2 separate regions of the Homo sapiens genome follow, and region 2 is linked to region 1. A link is an interaction called in ENCODE POLR2A ChIA-PET data of the cell type or tissue named here. Cell type or tissue: PC-9. All regions are shown on one strand. Links, peaks and the distances in the headings refer to the core of each region. The heading gives the core; the rest is flanking DNA. Region 1 has its middle 110 kb from the start of ZBTB18. Region 2 overlaps AKT3 (AKT serine/threonine kinase 3).

The links. ChIA-PET counts read pairs that join two places held together with the same protein. Peaks named below come from ENCODE experiments on the same cell type or tissue, not always from the same donor. Only the 100,000 strongest peaks of a DNase experiment are listed, where the experiment ranks them.
Region 2: POLR2A ChIA-PET joins it to region 1 with 6 read pairs; 1 of 35 experiments calls an interaction of 5 or more read pairs at or near these places.

The regions. Positions count from the first base shown.
Region 1 is chr1:244,158,392-244,161,313 of GRCh38, reverse strand. No RefSeq gene overlaps it. Among named protein-coding and RNA genes, the nearest start is that of ZBTB18, 110 kb to the right of the region's middle. In PC-9, for the core only: no CTCF peak of the experiment used is centred there; a DNase peak (open chromatin) is centred at 1,503; H3K27ac peaks cover 1,246 bases.
Region 2 is chr1:243,715,271-243,718,192 of GRCh38, reverse strand. The region is part of intron 2 of AKT3 (AKT serine/threonine kinase 3); the gene reads left to right. Among named protein-coding and RNA genes, the nearest start is that of AKT3-IT1, 78 kb to the left of the region's middle. In PC-9, for the core only: no CTCF peak of the experiment used is centred there; no DNase peak of the experiment used is centred there.

The DNA of each region.
Region 1 (2,922 bases), core at 290-2,789:
AATGAAGACAACCAGTAGCAGCGACCACCCACCAGCGGTTTTATTGCTGTAACTAGGAATGAAGGGTCTCCCTGGAACAATTGACACTGGATGGCATTGTCATTTTTAGCACATGCTAAAGCTGTGATTGTGAAAGGAATTGTCTCTGTTAAACCAAAGCCAGACTATTTATGGACATCCCTGCTCCCACTCCATTCTTGTGCCATGGCCATAGGTAGGAAAAAATGGAAAATGGCTGCTTGGTTGCCACACATTTTCCCATAAATCCCCTGTCCATGCTTAATCAACCAAGGAAGAAATATGCGTCAGAGGCCTCTTTTTGGAGGGCTTTGAGCTTAAGTTCAGCAAAGGCCCCTACCTTCCTATTTATTCCTTCACCTTCTGCAAACCTTGGGTCACGGTCCCCACTCAGGCCACCCACAATGCTACAGGTCAAAGGACTGCACTTAACCTTGGTGGGAGTAGCTTTCCAACAATCAGAAGAGACAAAGTCACTGACTTTAGTATGTGGAATGCAAATATCAGACAATAATAACGTCATTGTCCCTGTTTTAGAAACACTCACACACAGGCAAGCACAAAATCCTCGACAGTCTATGCTGTAGGAAGTGAGCTCAAAGAAACAGTTTTTGTGCCCATCTCCTCATTACTCCATAGTTAAGACTACTCAGCACTAGAAAGAGTGTGGTGAGGTTTTTGTGGGTTTCAGTCCTTCCTGGTTTTTTAACTCCATAGTCCAAGTAGATGAGCAGGCAGGAAGACTGAGTATGACGACTACACCGTCCATTTCGGTCTCTCAGGCGCCAGCACAGGTTTGGAGGCAGAGCGAGGAAAAGGACTTTGAAGTCAAGTAAGTTTATGCATTTTTTTTCTGCTCTAAGAAGTACAGTTTCTCTCAGTCCAAGAGCTCCATTCAACTGGACATCCAGCCTTTTTTTTATTTGATTATTTCCTACTGCCTATTAGGTGGCTTCTAGAACGAGGAACCTCTATGTTCAAGAAACATGATGTGTCAGACACTGGAGGGAGTGAGGGCTGACAGGGCCTACACAGTGTGGATTCCTTCACAGAACTAACAGGGATGCCTTGCACCCCAAGAATTCTATCAGGGATGACAGGCCACTAGGAAGTCCTCAGGACCAAAAAAACTTGCAAAGACAAGCATTCCTCTGACAAGAACTGAGGCCAGTTATGTGCTGGCATAAGACCAAATCAACTGAGTCTCTGCCAAGTAGGTTGTCATTTCATTCAGACTCGGGGGACATCCACGTGGGGGTAAAGATTTCGGGGAGGGGCACAGTGGAACCAGAGGTTGCATCTGACCAGCGTCCGCAGTTTCAAAGACACTTGCACAGCCTTTCCTAATGGCCTTTAATCTACAACGAGCCACAACGATGGTGCCCCGGCCACCACCAAGCAGATCCTTTGGAATAGCAGGCTCTGGAGTCACACACACCTGCCTTGGGTTTCACCTTTGCCCTCCGTGATCTGGGTAACCACAGGTATGTCCATCTGGCCAAGCTTTGGTTTCCTCTTTGGTAAAATTAGGTATGAAAATAATATAACTTCCCTGTGGAATTATTTTGAAGTGCTGTGAACTAGTGCCTGGAACATCCCAGCATTCAATAATGTCAGGTATGAAGACACAACTCTACTCCACAGGGCAGAGCCAGGAGGATGGAGAAGCGACGGCCCAGCATCTGGGCACAGAGCTGGGAATACAGGACTTCTCACTCTGAATTTGGATGAAAATCGTGACTTCCAAATTAGACAGCATTAGAATAAGGCCTCTATTCTGGATATTTCTGGCCTTGTTTGTCTCCAAGCCCAAATGCACCATGCTGCTAATCCCAGGACACAGGGATTCACAGCACTGTGCCAGGCCGTTGTTGGCACCAGGGAGACAGAGGTGTAACATGTTTTGCCTTCAGCTCCCTAAACTAACAGGTAAAGTACATGCCTGAAAACCCACTATCCCTATTTCACCACCTTCAGCAATTGTGTGTTGTCTGCAAAACAGATTTTGCTGCATTTCAACCAAGGTCCATATACCCGCAATGGGCCTGAGGTTACAGACTGCTAACAACACTGCCCGGTTTCTTACCAAGAGAAACTTGTCCTAGACTGGAACCCAGGAAAGAACTCCTTCAAGTACAGTTCTGACTTTGAATGAGCCTCAGATGTGTCTACATCTCTTGGACAAGGAGAGTTACAGGTAGATAAGAGTCACAGCAAACAAACTTTGCTTCCCACTTGCTGGGAGTGCAGGACTGGAGGAGAAGGAGAAGAAGAAGGGTGGGAAGGAGAGAGGGAGGAGGTAGACAAGGTAGATAGAAATGTGACAAAATTACCTATGTACTTATTAAAGATGAAAGCTGATGTGGCTTTAGAGAAGAAAATCCCTGCATTAACAAATAGTGGCCGGGTGCGGTGGCTCACGCCTGTAATCCTAGCACTTTGGGAGGCCAAGGCAGGTGGATTACTTGAGGGCAGGAGTTGGAGACCAGCCTGGCCAACATGGTGAAACCCCTTCACTACAAAAAATACCAAAATTAGCCAGGCGTGGTGGTGGGCACCTGTAATCCCAGCTACTTGGGAGGCTGAGGCAAGGAAATCATTTGAACCCAGGAGGCGGAGGTTGCAGTGAGCTGAGATCGCACCACTGCACTCCAGACAGGGCGACAGAGTGAGACTGTGTCTCAAAAACAAAAACAAAACCAAAAAACAAATAGCGACTTTTCTTATTGATGACTCCACCTGAAAGACGTATAATTTCTATTGATAAAGCTGGTTATTTTTAATTTCGATAATAAAAAATGAACTTGTATTCATCTCTGATGTGCTATTACAACTACCACAGAATGCACAATGGAGGCCACAGCATGACAAACTGTAATTCATTCAAAAAATTAGATATTTTTA
Region 2 (2,922 bases), core at 199-2,698, 440 kb after region 1:
CTACAGATCAGATTCCCTTCTAAACAAATGGTAAGAGACCACCTCAGCTGAGCCTTGGGTGGTGTTTTAGGAGCAATTGCTACTCTACTTGAAAAGGAAAGGTCCTCTGTTTTCTTATGCATAGCATCCAATGTAAAATGAATGTAGCTCTCTTCTTTGACCTTACTCTTATTTGCATACTTTAATGGGTGTAATCATAGAAATGTTGCATATTCAGCATAACTGGATTCTAACTTATAATTTATTTTAAAAATAAAAGTACTGTTAAAAGGAATTTGAGATTCCAGGATTTCTTACAAGTATAATGTACAATGTATGTTTTATGATCGAAATTAGCTGGACTTGAAGTCAAAAGAACTAGTTCAATAACATGTGTCTTAACTTGAAATCTTGGTTTCCTAATCTGTAAAATCACCAATATACTAGAATCTTGGTGTTAAAAGTAACCTATGGGGCAGTTTGATACCACCTTTAACTCAGAACTCAAATTTCTTTTATAACATCTTTGATATGTGGCCGTCCAATGATAGGGTGCTCAGTGTCTCATTCTTTAATCAGGTGCTTATAGCTTTGAAACTCTTGAGCATAGAATACTGATGGTAATATTAATATCTGACTTGTCTCTCATATGAAGTAAGGAGAATGAAAGCAAATATTAAAGTAGCAAGTAGTAGTTATACAGTGCTTTTTTAACTAATGACATGTGGGAACTAGTTACCATTTGTATTAATAATTTTTTAAAATGATAAACTAAATTTTAAATCTCTGACAATGACCATTGGAACCCAGCCTGTTTATCAGGTGGAGTCTGCCAGTGCTTCCAGTATTTTTGATACTACCTAGTCCTTGAAAATTAAAAATCTTGACCCACAATTTAAAAGCCACTGGGTATGACTCTTGGGAAGACATTTCGATTACCTAGTATACTAAAAGACTTTAATACAAATTGAAATTATATGGAAGTTACTTAAACATTTCTAAAGTAACACTAAACCACATTCTTTAATGTATTATGTGTCATGGGTAGCATTGCCTGGAAGAGGTAGCAGCAAGCTGAGTTTATGAAGGAAAAAAACTTCTGAGTGAGCTAAGGAGCTGGTGGGTAGAGTGTGGAAGATGGAGCAGACAGACTGAGATCCATCCAGGCCTGGGAGGGGAATGGGAGAGAGACCAGGGACAGAAGCCAGACTTGACACAATCCCTGAAGAAGATAAAAGAAAGTGATTTAATCACCTTCCAGATCTTACTTGCAAAAGGGCTACCTGTATTCTTTGGATGAAGTGTTAGTATTATTAGAATGACCCATTTTTACTTGTGTTAGCTTCAGTGGATCTTTGTTCCTTGTAACTGAAAGAGTTCTAATAGAGCACTAAGGTTAAAGACAAGTATCAGGGGTAAATATTTGGCTGAGGCCTGCTTCTGAATACTATTCTAGACATGACCTCTCCTCTTTTCGTTCTTTTTTCCACAACATCATTATAAAATATGAAGTAATCCTTTTTAATTTCTTGTCTTTCTGAATTTAAAATTCTATGTTAGGTATTCTCATTGCTTGATTTGTGTTTATTATAGAAATGAAGAGTTTGTTTTAAACTATGCATTACTCGAATTTCTGCTGAGGAAGTCCATATCCATATGTTAGGTTTTTTGCATCCCAAAGTCTTGGATTAGGTTTTGCCATCATTGTTAGTGTATCAATAGACCACTGCATTATTTTCTTAGTGGTATGTCAGTCTTTGACTTAATATTTGCAAGTATTTAATAATACCCCATACATTATAAATTAAATTGTATTTGGTACCTGCTAGATCTTATGAGAAATTATTCACATTTAATAAGAAAACAGCAACTTGTTACTTTTGTGGCAGATATGAGCTCTTAAAAGATGCAACGTAGGTAAATAAAAATGAGAATGTTTACCAGACCCACTAGGATCATTTGGTTCTGTAATTCTTATTTATGAACATTTTCTTACAGCTTTGTTCTAATTTAATTATCCCTATTCCCCTTTAGGTAAAGGATATCAGAATTGTGATTATATGAAGAAGAATTCTTCTTAAAAATCATGTATTCTTGGCAAATATTTCTTATTAGAAGCTTTTAAAACAGTCTTAATTTTTCCTTACAGACAAATTTTTCTGCAGTGTTGTCATTGATATAATCAAAATGGTTTCAGGTAGTTCAGAAATTGTTGACAGACTTAACTAAGAAAAACTTTTGATCAAATGGTGTAACAACACCTTTCCTGGACAAAGCCATCATTATTCTGTTAAATTTTCAGATCTTATATTCACATCCCATTTACCCTAAGTATTATCACTAAATGGAGTATTCAGTGTACACACATATCCTCAACTTGATTTTCCTAAATGGAAACAATTTTTTTTTCTCCACTAAGAATGGCTTTTTATTCATATGTGATAAAAAGATAAGTCATTTGGTAACACCTTTGAACCTGTTTTCAAAATAATGAAAAGTTTCTCTTCTAAAAATACTTTTTTTCTTTCCCTCGTTTATTTAACAAGAAGAGTTATTATGTAATGTTTTTCTGCAGATTTTTAGAAAAAGAATGATCTCTCTCCACTTTGTAGAGAATGATCCCATTTTTTGTTTAACACCAGATAGTATCATGACATTGTTAATACAGTAGGATTCACCCAGTTTGAAAGTATGCAGAATCAGACTTCTGTTGTTGGTCACATATTTCTCAATCAAAACATCTGTCTATGTCGAAACCAAAGTCGGCCCAGTATAATGAACTTTTAAGACCCATGTTAATATTTAAAAATATTTGGTAAACTGTAAAGCAGTATACAAAAGTGAATATTTTTATCCAAGGTGTAAATTGGTCATATGGCCCAATACCAGTAGCATAAAGGGAAGCCACTATACTAGTAGTGGGTGACCAAGTTTATTTCTGTT